Regions from separate parts of the Mus musculus genome. Here regions 2, 3, 4 and 5 are each linked to region 1. Evidence: chromatin loops called from intact Hi-C (ENCODE). Cell type or tissue: gastrocnemius. All regions are shown on one strand.

Evidence for each region. Hi-C counts contacts between places; a loop is a spot of excess contacts. Peaks named below come from ENCODE experiments on the same cell type or tissue, not always from the same donor. Only the 100,000 strongest peaks of a DNase experiment are listed, where the experiment ranks them.
Region 2: it touches region 1 in a loop (10-fold over the local background); 24 of 42 quality-filtered maps call a loop at or near these places.
Region 3: a loop joins it to region 1, with 5 times the contacts of the local background. A loop is called at or near these places in 21 of 42 quality-filtered maps.
Region 4: it touches region 1 in a loop (6-fold over the local background); 29 of 42 quality-filtered maps call a loop at or near these places.
Region 5: it touches region 1 in a loop (3-fold over the local background); 29 of 42 quality-filtered maps call a loop at or near these places.

The regions. Positions count from the first base shown.
Region 1 is chr15:36,707,116-36,711,115 of GRCm38, forward strand. It overlaps Gm41296 (a long non-coding RNA gene), which reads right to left and starts at 2,503. Exons shown (of 3, transcript XR_875148.3): 1 at 2,358-2,503. In gastrocnemius, a CTCF peak has its summit at 1,509 (motif pointing left); a DNase peak (open chromatin) is centred at 1,513.
Region 2 is chr15:36,177,970-36,181,969 of GRCm38, forward strand. It overlaps Spag1 (sperm associated antigen 1), which reads left to right. Exons shown (of 20, transcript NM_001359982.1): 2 at 482-634; 3 at 3,727-3,874. The coding sequence starts at 601. Among named protein-coding and RNA genes, the nearest start is that of Spag1, 3.2 kb to the left of the region's middle. In gastrocnemius, a CTCF peak has its summit at 1,718 (motif pointing right); DNase peaks (open chromatin) are centred at 1,414 and 1,637; H3K4me3 peaks cover 1,204 bases; H3K27ac peaks cover 745 bases.
Region 3 is chr15:36,165,711-36,169,710 of GRCm38, forward strand. It overlaps a transcript of Fbxo43 not described here. Among named protein-coding and RNA genes, the nearest start is that of Gm22979, 2.1 kb to the right of the region's middle. In gastrocnemius, a CTCF peak has its summit at 2,154 (motif pointing right); a DNase peak (open chromatin) is centred at 2,169.
Region 4 is chr15:36,497,500-36,501,499 of GRCm38, forward strand. No RefSeq gene overlaps it. Among named protein-coding and RNA genes, the nearest start is that of Ankrd46, 2.7 kb to the left of the region's middle. In gastrocnemius, a CTCF peak has its summit at 2,495 (motif pointing right); a DNase peak (open chromatin) is centred at 2,417; H3K4me3 peaks cover 642 bases; H3K27ac peaks cover 1,989 bases.
Region 5 is chr15:36,607,493-36,611,492 of GRCm38, forward strand. Pabpc1 (poly(A) binding protein, cytoplasmic 1) reads right to left here and starts at 1,481. Exons shown (of 15, transcript NM_008774.3): 1 at 822-1,481. The coding sequence starts at 1,014. In gastrocnemius, a CTCF peak has its summit at 2,065; DNase peaks (open chromatin) are centred at 597, 932, 1,119, 1,619 and 3 more places; H3K4me3 peaks cover 2,623 bases; H3K27ac peaks cover 2,848 bases.

The DNA of each region.
Region 1 (4,000 bases):
CACACACACAACTTTAAAGTTGCAGTTGATGGAGGGAGATAGGATGGGAGGGCTGTCTCTAGGATACACAGAGGCCCTAATGGAGACTCCTGGGAATGAGGGTGACTTTTATGCAGTGGGGACATGTTGATTGAGCCCTGTGTGCATATTCTTCTTTGCTACCACCCAGGCAGTACCATTTGCCTCATTTTTGTTCCTAGCCTAACCCCTGAGGCTGACTGGGGCCATAGCTCTACTCTCAAACACTGAGAATCATGAAAAATCATGGTGGGGGCTGGAGACATGGCCCAGTGGTTAAGGGAACCAGCTGCTCTTCCAGAGGACCCAGGTTCAGAACCCAGCACCTGACATGGCAGCTCACAACCATCTGTAACTCCAGTTCCAGGGGACCCCTTCTGGCCTCATGGGCAGCAGGCACACGTGGTACACAGACATACGTGCAGGCAAAACACTCATGCACATAGAATAAATAAATAGAAATTTAAAAACAATAAAGAAAACAAAACTGTCAGTACTGATCAGTTGTGTAACACTCCTACAAGTTATAGGTTATCTCAAATTTAGAGAAAGATAAGTGTCCCGCTCCCCCCCCCCCCCCCGTTAGAGATTAGGTCAGCAAGAGCCAGAGAGATGTTATATTCGCACACCACTTTCCAGAAATGTGTTAGAATAGTGATATCTTCAAGTTCATCTGAAGTTCATTATATTTCTTCGCATAATTCTCAGTGGCTGTTGGGGAGGCCACGCAGAAAACATCTTGCTTGTGACTTTGGTGACACACTCACAGCAAAGGCTACCCAACATAGGACTTGCCACTGCTACTATTAGTAGAAACCAACTTTGGTCCTGGCTTCCATTAAACTTAAGCATAAATAGGTACAGCATTCTTTGCCTTCTTAAGTCTCCATTACTGGGTGATCTCGTACTACACAGAACAGGAAGTACATTGGATAACTTTGTGGGGTTTTTTTCTCCCTTGTTAATCTATTTTCTTATGAAGGTAGATGTGAACCTAAGATCTTAAGAAAAGGTATTTCTTTCCTTTTATGTCCCCGCGTCTTTCTAGGTGACTCCATCCACTGGGGTTAGACAATAATTCATTTCTGGGAGACAAAATCCACCAGTAATATGTAGGAGCATATTTACAACAAAGAGTTACAACACAGGCTCTTAGTGGTCCTATAGCAGTCACAGAAGAAAAGAAACCATGGAATATCTCCTAGAGACTAGAAGGATGCTGAGCAGGGACATTCCTGCCTCAGACTGGAGTTACACAGGTAGGGATGCTCTAGGGTCTACATGAGTGAGCTTGTGGCCAGGAGGGACTGGCAAGGTCACCTCTATTAAAGAGCCATGTGAGGTGTGGGGATTCTATAGAAAAATGTCCATGCTGCGGACTGAAGGGATGACTCCACTTCTTCTGCCTTCACGGTTGACCTCTAAACCCTAGGAGCAAAAGGCACTGTCTCCTAGAAGGATGCCCATCCTCTGTAGTGTCACTGCAGTGCCCTCTACTGGCCAAGTGTTGCCAAGCACCATGGAAGCTGTAAGGAAGATCCAAGGCCCTGGGTCCTCAAAGGGACAGGGTGTTGACAGCTGGCACAGTGTAGCTTCTGTATAAATGTTATTGACAGTCACGTAGTATACTTCTTCATCCATACTTAGCTTTGTTTTTTCTTGTATTAATAATTTACCTGGTTATTTTTGGTTTTAAGACTAGCATAGATTTTCCAAGTCTCCTCTGTTTTTTTTTTTTTTTTTTTTTTTTATAATTCCCTTCCACAGAATAGCCACAGACTCAGATAACTTTGTTAGCATCAAGTGCCAGAACTACTGTAAGGTGAGGGAGCCGTGGCCACAGAAGCCTTAGTTATTGAAGAATCTTTGCATCTGCAGCAGGGCTCCCAGACAGTTGCCTTAGCACCTGTCTTGCCTTGGAAGAATTCAATGACTCTGCCTTTTCTCTTCTCCTCCTCTCCTCCCCATGTGTGTGGACTAAAACACAGCTTGAGGCTGGGCCTGGTGTGGCACACTCCTTTAATGCCAGCACTCAGAAGACAAAGGCAGGCAGATCTCTGTGAGTTCAAGGCCAGTATGGTCTACATAATGAGTTCTGGGACAGCCAGGGTTATTTAGAGAGACCCTGCCTCAAAACCAAAAACCAAACAAAATACACAACTTTGCAAAAACCATTAAGCTCCAGTGACAATTGTGACACCACACAAACCTGTGCCACCATCTCTAGTCCTTTAAAAGGTCCCCAGACCTTTCCTGCATTTCCATAGAAGCCATTTGATCTGTATCTGACATTCAACTCCCCGAAGGACTATCACTCCAGAGTAGTAAATGATTCTTACCAAATTGAATTGCTTTTCTCTCTTAATTGCAGGCATGGCTGCTGAGAAGCATCCCCAAGAAACAGTGTGCGGTTTCAGCTGCCAATCAGAACACAAAGAATGTCGGACAAGCAGAAATCCAGAATGCGTCTGGTCCCCACCACTGTGGATGTGTGAGAGTTCTGAGCTTTTGAACACATTTGTGATGCGCAGCACATTTGTGGGGTGGAAAGTGCTGATTCTGAGATCTGACAGGCTCAGGTGCAGCTGAGAGGGCGCGTATGCTCAGTGTGCACTAAGCCATAGGTTCAGTTCTCAGCACTAAGTGAGCTGTACCCTGTAGTAGCTCTCTCTCTCTCACACACACATTATATGTGTGTGTATGTACATCTATGTAATATCATATATAACTGTGGGGAGGAGCATACCTGGCTGTTGCCAGGTAACTGTGGGGGTGGAGTCCAGACAGAATACCAGGGACTTGGGGTGTTGCCCTAAGTGACTGATGGCCACACCCCTCTCTGCAGGAGGCTGTGGGAGACTGTAGCTGTGAAAGGACTCCCGGGCCCAAGGGGCGTGGCCAAACACCTGATATTTCTTGCAGGTGATAAGTCACCCACGGGTCTCAGGGGTTCAAAGCATGCACTGGACCAGGGACCACATTGTCTGTGCACAGCTCACTGCCCCACATCAGTCTGAATGCATGAACTTCTTTAAGTCTTTTTATTTATGGTGGAGCATGCCTTTAATCCCAGCACTTGGGAGGCAGAGGCAGGAGGATTTCTGTGAGGCCAGCCTGGTCTACAGAGTGAGTTCCAGGACAGCCAGGGCTACACAGAGAAACCCTGTCTTGAAAAACCAAAATAAATAAAATAAAATAAAATAAAATAATTCACTGTGTTTGTGGGGAGAGGCATGAACTTGGCATGGCATATGTGCGAAGGCCAAAGAACAACTTTTAGAAGTCATTTTTTTCCTTACACCGTGTAGGTCTGTGATCTCACAGCTTGCGGAGGAGTCTGGCTTACTTTGCATTATTGTATAGTTTCTGTATTTTGCACGCCTGTATCATGCACAGTTGCTAATTACTGAGTCATGCCACAGCACTAGGACTGGCCCTGTGTGGTTTAAGACCCTCCCCCATCTCTCCACTCTCGGACACAAGCACCAGGTACAGGCACTGTGCTACCCCTCAGCGGCCCCAGTGAACAAAGCTCTTTTTTGTTCTCTTTCTCCATGGACAGGATCTTTACTCCATTTCCTTAAAGGATGAAATCACTTCAGTGTTTGGACGATTGTGGAGCCATAAATACATTTAGCTCAGTCCGTTATAAATTGCAGTGCCTGGAAAGCCATTCAATACAGAAATATTAAGAAAATTCACTCTTTCCTTTTTTTAAATGGAAAAGATTGGATTTGGTTATTGGTTTATATTGAAACAAATGGCTTTTCCAGATAGACAAAAAATAGTTTTCTACAGCCAGTGTAGAAAGAGAAGGGATCAAATGAGCTGCCACAGACGGACCTTCCAACCCCAGCAAATGCAGAGCTCCCAGTGCTCACACATTTAGGAGACTATTGGAAACTGCTTTTGTTTTTGGTCTTGGTTTTTGGTTTTTCGAGACAGGGTTTCTCTGTATAGCCCTGGCTGTCCTGGAACTCAC
Region 2 (4,000 bases), 530 kb before region 1:
CCTGGGTAATTAGGAGTGCAGGCCTACACTACCAGGCACAGCTTGAAATACTTTGCTGTTGAAGAGCTCTGTAAGAATAAACTTTGTTGGCTCTTGTGAGTTAGCCGTGTAACTCTTACTAAGCCTTTTTTTTTTTTTTTTTTTTTTTTGGTTTTTCGAGACAGGGTTTCTCTGTGTAGCCCTGGCTGTCCTGGAACTCACTTTGTAGACCAGGCTGGCCTCAAACTCAGAAATCCGCCTGCCTCTGCCTCCCGAGTGCTGGGATTACAGGCTTAAGCCTTTCTTTACATATCTCTTTGTTGGTCTCTTTATGACTACAGATATTTTTTTTGCTTGCCCACAGTCTTCAGATTATTTTGACCTTTTTCAATTCAGCACAGATTGTATAGCCAGAAGAAAACATGAAGTGTGGAAAGAAAATTACAAGCCCATGCATGGCATGACAGCCTTTCTCCAGATTGTTACAGTTTTTCCTCTGCAGGAAATCAGTGCTTCGGAAGTTCAGGTGTTTGCTTGAGACTCGCTTTGCTGTCTGGATGCTGTTCACATAAGTGAGACAGCTTAAGGATTATCCGAAAGATTGAGTCTTCATCTATAAATATGCAGTTTAGCATTCTCCAACATGAAACCCTAAGTAAGTATATAAATGTAATGGGTTGAGCATTGGAATTGATACCAGCCACAGTGGCCCCTTCCTGCAGACTTTTCTAAAAAGGAGAATTTATTGGATTCCTGTTATGAACTGGGCACCAAATCTGAAATGTATTTAAAATGGAAGTTTCTCCACAAAACGACCTCTACTGTTTTATTCATCTGAATTGCTTCTGTCAATCATGTTTGTATCTCCAGCACTCTAAGGGGTACCTTGCTCTTCACCATCCTCTCAGGAAATGTGGCTGTAGGAAAAGAGGAAAATGTGCCTTTCATTTATTCTTGTTCAAAGGATGGTAGATAAGTAAACCTAGTGTGCAACAGAGTCTGACGTTTCAATTAAGTATTTCAGTTACGTAGGACTAGACACCACTTCCCTTAGGAGTACAGCGGTCTATTAACAGCGTTTTAAGTGGTGTATGTGGTACACACCTTTAATCCGAGTACTCGGGAGGGAGAGGCAGGCGTATCTACAGAGGGAGTTCCAGGATAGTCAAGGCTACACGCAGAAATCCTGTCACGAAAAATCAAAACAAAGCAAAAAGAAACACCTTCTAACTTACTGTAAAACAGACTAAATCCCAAGGGGGCGGGGGTCTGCCCTCTGTGAGGGCAGAAATTGGCTGCGGCCTGTGAAGCCAATCAGCGGGCAGCAGGGGTAGCCAATTGCGGGTCAGAGGGCTTAGTCTCCGCCCAGCCGCATTGGGCACCGGCTCGGGTCTCGGGTCGGCATCCTCCGCTGGCTACAGAGACCCAGGTGAGCACCCTCGGGGCGTGGAGAAGCGGCCGCACACGCACACTGTCGACGAACGTCCTTTCTAGTCTGGGAAGGCGATTGGATCTTTCCACCGCTGTGGTTCACACGGGGGTGGAGTTGCCGCACTGTGGTTTCCTGGGGACAGCCATCTGCTTCAGCCCCCAGCCCAAGCCGGAGGAAGGACTCCCTGCGCCAAAGCTTGCAGGTTGGCCCAAGAGCTAGTTCCCAGGCTCGTCCTAGACACTTTACCTGGGTCTGGCGGTGCCTGGAAACCGTTGCCATGGCTGGGGCGTGCCACTTCCGTTTCTGGCTGCAGAGGGCGCCGGCTGCCTGAGTAGGAGAAGCTGAGTTTTCACGTTACTGGGGTTACCAGGAAACGCTATGGTAGTTTGCACAGGAGATATTACTACTACACTGATTAGGAAATACAGGAAATGAATGTGAGCAGGGTGATGGCAAATAAATCAGACCCAGCCATGATCAAGCTTTTAGACAGAAAGACTGAAAAGAAATACGGAAAAATTCTCCCGAGAACAATCTAAATGCCCAGAAAGCTAACATTTCTAATTGCCACAGGTTTAAGGATTTTACACAGGGAAATAAAAAGAAAGAAAGAAACATACTTCAGAAGAACTTAGAAAAGCTTGTGAGTCTTGATGAATGTGCTTTTATTGCGTAGTGTGAACGTAAGTTTGTAATATGTGCTTTTTGTGTGTTTGTTTTTAATTGTCAGATTGACACAAACTGGGGTCATCTGGCAAAAGGGAATTAAAACTGAGGAATTGCCTCTATCAGATTGGAAAGTCTGTGGGGTATTTCTGATTAATGATTGATGGTGGAGGGTCCAGCCTGCCGTGGGTGGTCCTGGGAGTTATAAGAAAGATGGCTGCCTTGGGAAGTGAGCCAGTGAGCAGCACCCCTCTATGGCCTCCGATTCAGCTCCTGCCTCCATGTTCTTGCCCTGAGTTCCAGCCCCACTCCATTCAGTGATGAATTGTAATCTGTGAGATGAGATAAGCCTGCTCCTTCCCAAGTTGCTTTTGGTCATGGTGTTTGTCCCAGCAACAGAAGGAAAACTGGGTTTGGTTTGGTTTTTCTGCCAAATCTATGTTAGTGTGGAGATTTCATGACAGAATACAAAAGTTTTATAAATCTGAAAGCTTTTTAAAAATAGGGTTTTTGTTTTGTTTTGTTTTGTTTTGTTTGTTTATTGAGATGGATCTCACCATGTAACCTTGACTGGCCAAAACTTGATATGAAGACCAAGCTGGGGGGCTGGTGAGATGGCTCAGTGGGTAAAAGTACCCGACTGCTCTTCCAAAGGTCCAGTGTTCAAGTCCCAGCAACCACAAGGTGGCTCACAACCATCCATAACAAGACCTGACGCCCTCTTCTGGTGTGTCTGAAGACAGCTACAGTGTACTTACATATAATAAATGAATAAATCTTTTAAAAAAAAAAAAAAAGAAGACCAAGCTGGTCTAGAACTCAGAAAGATCCGCCTGCTCCCAAACTCTGGAGCTAAAGGCATCTGGCTCCACTTTGTGTCTTTGTTTAATTCTTTAGATTTTTTAAGTTTGGGGAAGGAATTAAGAGTGTTTTAAACAGACTACTATTTTATTATATAAAGATTGTGCCTGCATGTGTGTCTGCATCACACATCCTGTGTCCACAGAAGCCAGAGACAGCCCCAGATGACCTGGAGGAGAAATGACAGGACTGCTGTGGACACTGGCAGTCCACCCCGGGCTCTGCTCTCGGCCACTGAGCCATCTCCTCAGTCCCACACTTAGCAACCGACTGTTACGTGCCAACCTGTTGAGATACACAACTTCATTTCAGGAGGCTTTGTCGCTTGTGCCCACATCTGTGTGGGAGGGCTTAACTTTCTAGCACCCAGTGACAGCTTCACTTCATGTCAGAAGCATGCAGTTCTACTTCATCAAGAAGCCCTCAAACCTGATTTTTATATAACCTGTAGTTTTTGCACCCGAATGTTTTATCGTTCTGTCAGGCCTTGTTTAAGGTGAAGTCTTAGATAATACATGTATGATGAATATTTTGACTTGGTTAATATTGAGAGGAAAGTTCAAAACAGACAACCTTCCTCTTTGAGGAAAAAAAAAATCACTCTGCTTATTTCCCTCTAAGATCACTCAGGACTACCTAGATTGAGCTAAATTATATATACATACATATATACATATACATGTGTGTATATATATTATTACATACATATGATAATGTTATATGATATATATAATTGAGCTAAATTATGTATATTAGATTCACATCTGTTTTTTTACATTATGTTTCAGCCATGACTGCTAAGGCTAAGGACTGTCCATCATTGTGGGGCTTTGGAACAACAAAAACATTTAAAATTCCCATCGAACATTTGGATTTCAAGTATATTGAAAACTGTTCAGATGTGAAACACCTGGAAAAAATTCTTTATGTGCTGAGGTAAGCATTTAAAAAATGATTTCATGCTTTTTATGCCATTGCCTTCAGGGAGACAAATCAACAATGGAAGTGTTGGGGAATTTTCAAATATTGAAGTCAGTACATAGGTCCCTGATTGGTTTGATT
Region 3 (4,000 bases), 540 kb before region 1:
TCACACCTCTATAGTCTCTGCAGTCAGGAGGCAGAGGATCTCCATAGAGACCAGCCATGTCTACATACCAAGTTTCAGGTCAGCCTAAGCTACATAGCCACTGACCTGAAAAAAAAAAAAAAAAAACCAACAAAACAAAAGTTATGAATAAATGAGTGACTGTGTTTATTGGTTTCAGACATTCCTTTTTAGGGATCAGAAACAGCCAAGAACCTATCACACCAAATACATTTAAAGTCTTGGCTTTCATTCAGTGTTCCAAGAATGCACAGCCTGACCCCCATCGCCTGTCTAGCTGGTCTTCTCCGAGCAGAGACTCTTTTCTTCCTGGGACCACTGCAACAAGACATTCCACCTAGGCAGTGTTCAAAGTTTTATCTTCTCCAAATTGACACAGGTCTCAATCAGAACCTCAGCTGCCACCTTTAAGCTAGTAACAACCACTACCCTCTTCTCTGAGGATTCTCCTTAGCGTTGACAAATAGGCTTAAAATACCCAAACTCAAAAGTAAGCTCAAGCTACATGCTATTCATGCAAAGATGAACAGGGCACAGTTTCTTAATGAGGCTTGTTTATAAACAGGTGAGAGTGCCCTCACTCCCTAGGGCACTGGGCAGGTGCTAACCATTAAACCAGTTAGAATTTGACAGCTCAGCTGATAAGGGCACTTGCTACTCTTTCAAAGGACCTGAGTTTTGTTCCCAGCACCCTTACCACACTGCTTACAACTGCCCAGAACTGCAACTTTGGGAATTGACACCCTTTTCTGACCTCTGCAGGCACTCGCACACACATGGCATATATTCACAAAGATACACATTTAAAAATGTTTAAAACCACTGTGTTTGTGTAATCTCTGATAGTGAGCACTCCCCATGTTCATTTTCCTGTAGATAAAGATTCCTGAGGAGGTTGACTCCCTAGTTAGAAGCTACTGCACTCTTCCTTGCTGCCCTGATAGGCTGTCACATTCACGTCTTTACCAGCATCTACACAACCACCTCATCCAGTATCATTCCTAGGTTTATTTCCCCTGCACTTTTTGCTATCCCAAGCCTTAATGAACTCTCATTGACCCTCAAACCACTTCCATTTAAGCCAGGGGAGTAGTGCCCCCCAACCAGAGACCTAACAGAGACTCCTTTGACTGGATCTAAACGCGTAATACTGTGTTGGCATTACATACCCTTCCTCTGGCTATATGAGCAGGGTATTTGATTTTATTTGGTGGGATGCCTAGGAAACACTCTGTTACGATGCTCTCCTGCTCTTGTAATGGGAAAAAGCTCAATAAAAGTCCTCTTGTCTGCTTCTAACGTTTATTCATTTATTTATATATTTTTTAGATTCTTTGTGTGTGTGTGTGTGTGTGTGTGTGTGTGTGCGTGTGCGCTCTCGAGAGCATAGGACAGTCATAGTAAAACCCAACAGTGTCTGTTCTCTTTTGATTGTGTGGGTTTCAAAGACTAAGCTTGGCTTCTTAGGCCTGGTGACAAGCACCTGTACCTACTGAGCCATCTCACTCATCCCTTGCCTGCTTTGAGGAATGCAGCTGATAGGAGGAAATTGATATGCAGCAAGAAGCAGCAGAGATGGCCGAGCAGCTAAGCAGCATGGCAAGGTGGCTGACTGCTTGGCAGCTAGAGAAGGGTCAGCTGAAGATTTCCAGAGCACAGCAGGAGCAGGACAATATGAGTGGGAGGTAGAGACGGTGAGGAGAGGCTGGAAGGATACAGTAAGGCTGTGCAGGCCCTGGTGGCTGAAGAGTTCTAGAGAGCTGTCAAGATTGATTTATCTGAATCAATCAAAAGCAGATTTATTACTTAAAAAATAATCTTTATCCAAGAGTGGTGGTACATACCTTTAATCCAGGTATTTGGGAGGCAGAGGCAAACACAGATCTCTTGTGAATTTGAGGCCAGCCTGATCTACACAGTGAGTTCCAGGCCAGACATAGCTATATATTCAGAGTTCATATAGGTGGTGGTAATGATGATGCACCTGGATCCTGAGAATCGTAGCCCACCTTTGGGGGCTAAGGAGTCCAGACTTCCACATCCTACAACCAAGTCTAATATTTGTGGAGCTTATTGATGGCCATAGAGCAAAGCGTGAGGCTATGCAAGGCCTGTAGGAGAACTAACACTAGATGGCACCACTTGCTGCTCTTCCTGGTCTGCAGCTGTTGCTCAAATCTGCTCAGAAAGCAAAGCGGCAAAGGCCAGCCCTTGACAAGCTGGTCTGTCTTTGCTGCTTATAGTTTCTATCTGAGTAAGAAGATCCCAGCCATCCGACTGGTAACACTGGTACAGGACAGGGCAATACTGTAATGGAGTTCAACAGTGGAACAAAGGAACATCTAATCCACTAGAGGAGAGATACAGTGCTGACCTGTAAGCACCATAAGGTGAAGTGGATTTTGATGGGTGCGTAGCAATAGGAGGGCAGACAACAGGGAACCCTGAACTAAACATGCAAGGACAGGAAATGTTAGGCACATTAGAAAAGCTGTTAATCACTCGTTACAGACATTGTTGTCCCTACTCCTTTCCCCTGGGGCTCTCAGGGATCTGAGTGATGCTGATGGCCTGTTTCAGGGTGAGTGTGACAACCTGTTGAAGGAGTGAAGCTGCTGGGTCCTTGGGCTGCAGAGGATGAGATACCATCCCCCTCTAGCCACATCAACAAGTGACAGGGGCAGCAGAACAGATAAACTGAGAGCAGACAGGGATGCTGGACCCCAAAGCAAGGCCAACTGGGGTCTCTGGAATCAGTTAAAAAACACTTCCAAGGAAAAGGCCATGAGCAACAGCATCAACAAAGTCAAAGCTAAAGGAAAGACATGAAATATAAAAGACTGCATTTTATTGCCAGCCACACATAATGCCTTGTTTTTTTCTGATACTAAAGGAAATGATTACTGATCCTCCTTTAGTAGAATTTATCTGAATCAATCAAAAGCAGATTTATTACTTAAAAAATAATCTTTATCCAAGAGTGGTGGTACATACCTTTAATCCAGGTATTTGGGAGGCAGAGGCAAACACAGATCTCTTGTGAATTTGAGGCCAGCCTGATCTACACAGTGAGTTCCAGGCCAGACATAGCTATATATTCAGAGTTCATATAGGTGGTGGTAATGATGATGATGATGCACCTGGAAACCAGGGCACTGGCGGACAGGGCTGGTGAAAAAAAGTTCTTAAGAAGAAACAGATCAGTCTCAAGAGTTGTGGATGAATGAATGTTAAGACTGATATCTACCCATGGACAGTGCAGAGCATCTTAGAGAAAAGGATGTATAGGATGGAAAGAAGTAAGGGTGGTGGCATGGAGACCAGCAGAGAGCCACTGTGTTACTCTGCAGCAGAGAGAAGAGCTACTGTGTTACTAGGCAGTAGAGAGCCAGTCACGGTGTTACTGTGCAGCAGAGAGAAGAACTACTGTGTTACTGTGCAGCAGAGAAAAGAACTACTGTGTTACTGTGCAGTAGAGAGCCAGTCACTGTGTTACTGTGCAGTAAAGAGAGAGCCACTGTGTTACTCTGGAAGATAGCTAGGGGTAGTGAACAACCTGGACCAACATGCTCAGTTGGTAGGATCAGCAGCCAGGGTGGGGGCATGGGGTAAACAGAACTGTCTTTGGAGGAAATGTGGTGTTCATGTAAAGATAAGGAAGTACCTGTGTAACCTAAGGAGTCAATGAACTCCACTTGTTTGACACTCCCACCTACAATAAATGGTACTCTTCCTGTCTCTTCAAATAAGTCTCTGTTAAAGCCATTTCATCCTACCTTGGTCAGCAGTGACAATCCTCCCCTCTGCAGCATTTCCCCTGTATATGTTCTTCTCAAATTCAGTGTTATCTAGATGGGGATGAAGCTCGGTTGGTAGAGTGCCTAGCATGTGAAGTGTTGGGGTTAACATAAGCTTAGCATGGTGACAACACGGTTGCAATCTCAGCATCTGGGAAGTGGAGGCAAAGGGACCAGAAGTTTGA
Region 4 (4,000 bases), 210 kb before region 1:
ATAAGGTCCTGAAGTCACCCCAGAACCCACATAAAAAGCCAAGCATGCTGGCATGTGGTAATCCAAGTTCTGGCTAGTAGGAGATAGCTGGGTCTCAGTGGTCCCCCTGACCAGTCTGCCAGCCTGGGCTATTCATGGGCTTTAATGAGAGTCCTCTCAAAAAAAAATCAAGATGATTGGCTCTTAAGGTATGTCACCTGAGGCTGACCTCTGGTCTCCATGTGCAAGTGCATGTTAAGTGTTTGCACACTCATGTTTGTGAATGCATGGGCCTGTGCACATATACACACACAGGCCACACACCAGGGCAGGGTGAGCTCAGCCATCCCCAGGGCTGCCAATCATCTTTAGCTATTTAACATTTACTTGTGCAGTGACTGACTATAAATATTCTGTAAATTGGGGATACATTAATCAATTTGTCAGTGGCTAAGTCCATAATATCTTCATATATGCCCATGCACTGTGCCAAATCATTGGGTAATTTAAATGATAATTCTATTCTTACAATTTATTCTTCCCCGGTTGGTGTATCAAACAACTTGAGAGTTTATTGATTGTATTCTAATTTATCTTTTCTTCTTCACGAATTATGGCTTCTGATCAATGGGGAAAATGTAAGGACTGTGAAGGCAGCTTTTTTTCTTCCTCTGAGGAGATTAAGGAAATGGACTGTGAGTTGCCTGTGCTCTCTGAATCCTTGTCCCCATGTCTGCGGACTTGACACAGTGAAGACTGAACATCTTCATAGATGATACTTTTATATCCCAGCAATATCTTGATACTTAATGGGAGTGACCATAAATCAAAGATTATATTTAGTCATTTTACATGCCAGGAAGGCGCACAGTGTTATCACCCTGCTAAAATCCAAGTGCTACATTGCTTTTCGAGGCTCTTCAGAAACTCCCTACCTTACTCAGCTTCTAAAGCCACCTCTGTCCCCCTGCTGTGGCCATTCCTCCATTCGATGCCTTTTCTCTTCCCTGGATTTCGCCTCCATGCCAGAATCTTCTCAGACTTTCTCTCACATCTTATCACACTCCTGTGCTTTGTGGGAGACTCTTAGATGCTCTAGAATGATCTCCTCATCTCAGGACCCTCGTTTGGATGATCACTCTCGAAAAGTCCCCTTTCCCTGGAGTGACACTATCTACATGGCGTCTAGAGTCACCCAGGAGGTGCCCTGGGTGGGCCTGGAGAGCATTATCTTGGTTACATTAACTGAACTAGGAAGACCCATCCTTTTCGGGCAACACCATTCCCTGGCTGTGACCTTGGCCTGTGTCCACAGAGAAGGGAACTGAGCAGAAGCAGGCACCCGTTGCTGTCCACTTCCTGACTGTGGATGCACTCTGACCAGCTGTCTCAAGCGTTTATGGCCACAGCTTCTCTGAAGAGATGGACTGTGCCCTGAACTATGAGCCAAAACTAAGCTTTTCATTCCACAAGCTTTCTTTGTCACCTTTCTTTATCACAGAAACAGAGAAAGAAACTAAGACACTACGCAGAGCTGCATGTGTGTAGGTTCTGGAGACTGTGGGGAAGCGGACATTTAAAGGCTGCCATCTGTGTCTGATCTTAGACTTTAATCAGGAAAACGTCCCTCTGTGTATTCGTCACCACAGATACATTTGGTTGCAAGTTCCAACTGGGATAAGATAATGGAATAAAGGAGCCTTTTCCATTGAGGAAAAGACAGCAGTGATGTGTTTGGATAAATGTTTATTCTGAGACTCCATATTTATTCTTCGGAGTTAGAGGGCACCACGTGTATGGCTCCTGTGGTGATAGCGAAGGATCGATCTGTGTTACAGAGTCCCACGTTTACCCTTGAATTCTCAGCACCTCCACAAGAGGATGGGCACGTGGGCTGCATTGGGGATTATTTGCTTAGTGGGTCTCCACCGAGTGGCACAGTGGAATCACCCCAGGAACTTTAAAATCACCTGCGCCCAGTCAAGACCGATTCAAAGTTGTACAAGAGCGGAGTGTGGGCGGCTGTGTTTCTGCTGCTCCAGGAATCCGAATGTGTAACAGGGCTGGGTGGAGAAGGCCGAGTTAGATCCAAGCAAGGCGAGGACAGAAGATTGCTCAGAGCAGGAAATGAAAGTCTAGGTTGTGCTGATTAAGCCTTCCTACATGGTCTCAGAAAATGCAGAAGACTTTTAAAAATACAAATGGGGACCCTAGTCTGAAGAATACAATCCTCTAGTCAGAACCAGTTCTCTGTGCAGAAAGAGATGTGTTCAGAATGCTGAAGTGTTTTTTAAAAAACACTCAGGACTTGTAAAGAAAGAGGTCCCTCCTAATGCAGGGTTAACAGTGCATGCCTTTAATCCCAGCTCTCAGGAGGCAAAGGCTGAAGGGCCTCTGTGAGTTTGATGCCAGCCTGGTCTACAGAGTTGTATGACAGCCAAGGCTACATGAAGAGACCCTGCAGTCGTGTTCCAGGTCTTTTTTTGTTTGTTTCTTGTAGTACTATATATTGACCAGGAGAGGGCGATATGCTCCTGAAAAGCGTGGCTCCCACAAGTCTCAGGTCTGGTAACTAACAGTGAAATAGGTGCAAAGGTCCCTGGGTTCTCAGACAGAACCACAGACTGAGCTGACCGAACGCCATACTATAGCATGTATTCATTGGCACTAGGCTGGATCAATCTCCATCCCCTAACAGTCTGAAACACTTAAACCCATATAAATATATGTGCCAGGCAACATCAGTTTTCTTTTTCAAAACTGAGGAAAAATTCAAAGCCAAGAACTAACACAAGAACATTTTCTTCCAAGAACCAACACAACTAGAAAGTGTCGCAAGCCAAACTTTCAAAATAAGAGTTCTTTTCCTTGTTAATTACAAAATAAACATCTTGCAACTTGATTTTGTGTGTGTGTGTGTGTGTGTGTGTGTGTGTGTGTGTGTGTTTGTTTGTTTTAATTAAGAACGATGAAGCCGAAAGCCTGGAAAGGAGATGGTTGTTTTTCTTTGCCATGCCAGAAGCACCGAGAGCCACCCAAAGCCATCCCGGCTTTCACTCAGAGGAAATGAGCACTCCACAGAAACACAGATAGTGTCCAGCAGTAATTTCCTTCCCTCCCACAGTTGCTCAACAGCCAACACCCTGCAAACCCTGCTCAGGGGACTGTGCTGCCAGGCTGTGGGAGTGCAGAACTACTGTGCGTGTTGATCAGATAAAGGGTTTGTTCTGGGAGCTGCCTTATGCAACTGTACCAGCTGCTCAGGGATGGTTTAGAAAGGAGTGTTGGAGGATCAATAACCAACAACTGGCTGCCAAAAGTTCTTTTGCCACCAAACCTGCTGGCCTGAGTTTATTCCCCGATGCTTGTTAAGTCTGGGCACAGAAAAAGCTAAAGATTCCCACTGGTCCCCCAAAGCCTGGGGACGTCTGCTCAGTGAGCAGCTCAGAACATTCCAGTCCTCTAGGTTGTCAGAGGGCTCACTTCAGCCTAAGTGTGAAGCTGAGCTCAGCGCAGGGACTCCAACAGAACTGAAGATTTACTGCATAGCAGCCTTAACTCTCCCCATAATCTCAACACACACTCCCAGTGACCGTTACACAGAAGCAAAGGCATTCTTTAGTCCTGCCTGAGCTGGCCTCTGCCATGCAGTCCTTTCAAAACGCTGGTCCTCTGCTACATTTCCACTTTTATAATACTGTGACCTCACTGACAGGGTGAAGCCGAGGTCTGTTCACCTGAGAGTCAGAAGGGAAGGCTTTTTCTGCACAAACAGACTGAGACGTCCTCAAAACCCATGTTCCTGACCAGGAAGAATGGAACCTCTGACTGGTTTGTAGGGGGAGATGGGGCAAGCCTGAGAGGCAACTCTGAGCCTATATATTTGTTGCTCCAACCTGTTGCTCACATCCAAAATGTGACCCTTAACAGTGACTGCAGATTTTTTTAAGAACCCCAAAGATGTACCCTGGGTACATCCTCTAGCTCACAAGGAAGGATTAAGAAATAGGAAAAGAAAAAA
Region 5 (4,000 bases), 100 kb before region 1:
TCAAAGAAGCTTTCATTAGTTGGATGCTATTAACTCAGCATAATTTGATCCAGGTTACCCTAATATTTAGGACCAAAACTGGTCAACATGTTTAAAATTCATAACCACAGGTGCTATTTTAGAAAAAATATACATATGTATACATTAAATAACGACTTCTATTAAACTTAAGATCTAATTTGTTTGAAAATGAGCCAAGGAGTCTGGTGCCCTAGAGTCTTCCACATCCCCTCCTCCACGGCATGGTTAAAGAATACTTCATCTAGGGAAAACCCCAAGCAATTATATATGGTATAAGGTGCCTTTCCTGGTCCACAGGTCAGAGATGTGCTATTAGGAACGAGCTTACGACCCTAAGGACCACCACCACCAGGCATCACCCTATTTAACTTTCTTCTAAAGCCTAGGGCTCCTCCCAGCGATTGAGCCACCGGCAGGAACAGGCCTCGGGCCTGTGAGGTTACAGGGTTCAACACGTGGTATTTCCCAACACTGAATCGTACTTCCTCCCCGGCCTGACTGCCGGGCCAGGGCAGGGGATGGAGGGGTACCTCCACCCGCCGCTCCAGGAGGGTACTCGAAACCCCCGAATCCCACAGCTTGTGGCGGGAGCGCGGTGAAGGCTATCTCAACCACCCTCCGGGCGCGTCATCGCCCTAAAGTTTGAGAGCGACCGATGGCGAGAAAATGGTCGCAGAGGAGGAAGTGCCGGCCCGCGAGGGGCTGCGGCGCCGTGCCCTCCCGCCCCCTCGCCCGCCCCGCTAGGCCCGCCGCCCCGGCCGCATGGCCGCCCGCCCGCCACCCTCCGGCCTGCCGCTCACCGTCCGCCGGCTGCTGGAAGTTCACGTACGCGTAGCCCAAGGAGCGGCGGGTGATCATGTCCCTGCAGACCCGGATGGAGAGGATGGGCCCGGCCGGGCTGAACTTCTCGTAGAGCATCGCCTCGGTCACGTCGGGGTGCAGGTCCCCCACGTACAGAGAGGCCATGGGGTAGCTGGGGGCGCTGGGGTTCATCTCGGCACGGCTGCCCGCGGGGCCGCAGGCCGCGACCTTTCCCGTGAGAGGAGGAGAGCGAGTGCGGGGCCGGGGGACGGAGCCGGGGGGAGGGGAGCGGGGGCGAGCGCAGAGGGACAAAATTCAACCGGAATCGACGCGTACTCAACGGCCGTGGAACCGGGGGAGCGAGGCTGGCGGTGCTGGGTCCGGGCGGCAGGAAGGCCTCGGTCTCTGGGTTCCTGCTTGGAGCTGCGGGGCCGCGGGCGGGCGGGTCGGTCTCGGCTGCTTCACCGGGTTATTTTATAAAAGAGGAAGAAAAAAAATAAAAGTCTCCGGCGGGGGAGACGCGGATTTTTTTGTAAATTTTTTTTGGGTTTTTTCAAAGGATTTTTTAGATTTTTTTTGGATTTTTTAATAATAAATGTGTGTTCCGAGCCCGGAGCACACACTCCGCACTCTCAGCACTAACCGCCGGGGAGAAGGGGAAGCACCGCCTCCTGCACCCTCTACTTATACCCCCCGCCGCACTCGCCCCGCCCACGCGCGTCTGACGCCAGGGCCCTACGCGAGCGACGGCGCCGGAGGAGGCGGAGGAAAGCGCAGAGGAAGGGAGAGGTGGCGGCGGCTGCCGCTGCTGCGGGCGTGGGGGTTGGGCCCGAGGCGGGGCGGGGCTTCTGCGCAGGCGCCACAGCCAGGGGCCGACTTCCCGCTGCGCAAAGCCAGGAAAGGGCGGGACGGCCAGTGGGCGGCCTCGGCGCGGCCGCTGGTCACGCCCCTTGCGCACACGCCCCGCCCCCGCCCGAAAGAGCGTTAACCCGTCAGCGCAGCGGGTGGGCAGCGCGCGGGGCTTCCGGGTTTCTGGGCGCCAACCGCCCCCCACGTGCGCGTCTAGTGGCGGCCTCTTCCCTCCGCCCCGGCTGAGGTTCTGCTTCGCTAGCCCCCCACCCCCGAGCGGCGCTGGAAACGGGTGGGCGGGCGTGAGCCTTGCCGGCCGGGTTTCCTAGGTGTGCGCGGAAGGAGGCAGGGTAACTGCCTCGTTCTCCTACCCGGACCGCACTACGAGTCCCAGCGGGCAGCGCCGCCACGCGCGTGGGCCGCGGAAGCGGTGCCTGCCGGGAGCTGGAGTTCTCAACGGCCGCGGGCTGGCTGACCTCAACCGGACCCCAACCGTCCCGGGCGTGACCCAGCACGGGTCCGCGGCCCCGACGAGGGGGAGGGGAGGGGATGGGATAAAGGCAGTTGGGAGTCTGGCGCTTAAGATGTTCTGTTGGAATCACTTAGCCACTTCCTACATTTTTTACAGTGGTAAAAAGGACTCGAAAAAAAAATTTTTTTTCCTTTAAAGTATGCGTTTCTCATAATTACTCGGTATCTGTCACTCTTACCCAAACAAACCTGGATAGCCTGCTTAACTAGGCGTGGTTGGCCACGCTTTTAACCCACTTCACCAGGCGTGGTGCCCACGCCTTTAACCCAGCTTTGGAAAGGCAGGAGGGGTTTGCAGATCTCTGAGGTCAGGGCCACCCTAATCTAGCTCTTGGATGCCAGGGTTTGGGGATTAATATAAATGATTGATAGGCACAAATATATCAACTCGTAGAAATGACATTACATCAACCCAAAAACTCCACTTTAGTAGGTTTTACAGTTTTTGAAGTCCTCTATAAACATCCTTTGACAATGATGTGTGGGAAGTGAAGCAAATAGTACTATTTTTACCGTTAATGGTGTCAGAAGTTAAATGACTGCTCAGCTCTTCAATGATCGTTAGCCTAGCCTATTGCCTAGTGTAAATTAGTTATAACTCTTCTCAGTTAGAATTTAAGTCCGGAGACTCTTACACAGATGCTGTCCCCTCTCCCCCATCTTCACCTCCCCACCCATATTGATGGAAGATAACAGTTTTGAAAAATATGTTGTATGCTTAACACATGAGTATCATTTAAGGCTGTTCTTTGTTTGTTTGTTTGTTTGTTTTTTTGTTTTTTCGGGACAAGATTTCTCTGGAGCTCTGGCTGTCCTGGAACTCACTCTGTAGACCAAGCTGGCCCGAACTCAGAAATCCGCCTGCCTCTGCCTCCCAATTGCTAGGATTAAAGGGGTGCACCACCACTGCCCGGCTTAAGGCTGTTCTTTAGGAAGACACATTATGCTATGTAATCTAAATCTGTTTACTCAAATAAGGCTCTAGTTAAAACAATAATTCATCAAAACACCACCGTTCAGTCTACTAGGAAAGTAGTTTAAAATCAATCCATTAGTATAGTCATTGAATGTCCATCGTGTGCTGGGTACCCTAAAGTAAAGATAACGAAGCAAAGTTCTTATCCTCAGGACGTTAATAATGGTTTTTCTGGTCACCATAAATATAAACCTGAAGGTGTAGTGAATATCGAATCCCAGCACTTTATCAGGTGGGATATTACTATTAGAATCTATTCTAAAATTTTTCTTCAAAATATGAAAGTGAAAATTCCATTGTTAGTGTTTAAAAGAAAACAACATCATTTTAGTACTTAAGCTCCTAGGCAAAGAGCAATATAAAACGAAATGAAAACGGAAGAGGCCTTTGAGAAAGCTGTCAGTATAACTCAGTGAAGGTGTTTATTGCCCTGCCTAACCTGAGTTGGATTCCCCAGGCCCAACATGATGGGAGGTAAGAACCAACTCCTGCAATATTCCTCTGAGCACACATTCCAAGGACATGAACATAAGACCGTTGTAATATGCAAAGATGGCAGCAAAAGTTAAAACCAGGTACAATCACTACCTTTACCTACTGTTTTTTACATATCCTCTTGAAAGAAAAGATTACCTTTAAAAATAAAAAGTGTGTGTTTGTGAGTGTATGCCACACATGAATGATGCTCACAGAGGTGAGACGAGGGTATCAGATCTGGAGCTGGAGATAGAGTTGGGTGTGAGCTGCCTAGTGTGGGTCCTGGAAATCAAACTCGGGTTCTTTGGGAGAGCAAGTGCTGCTACCCACTGAGCATATGTCTCT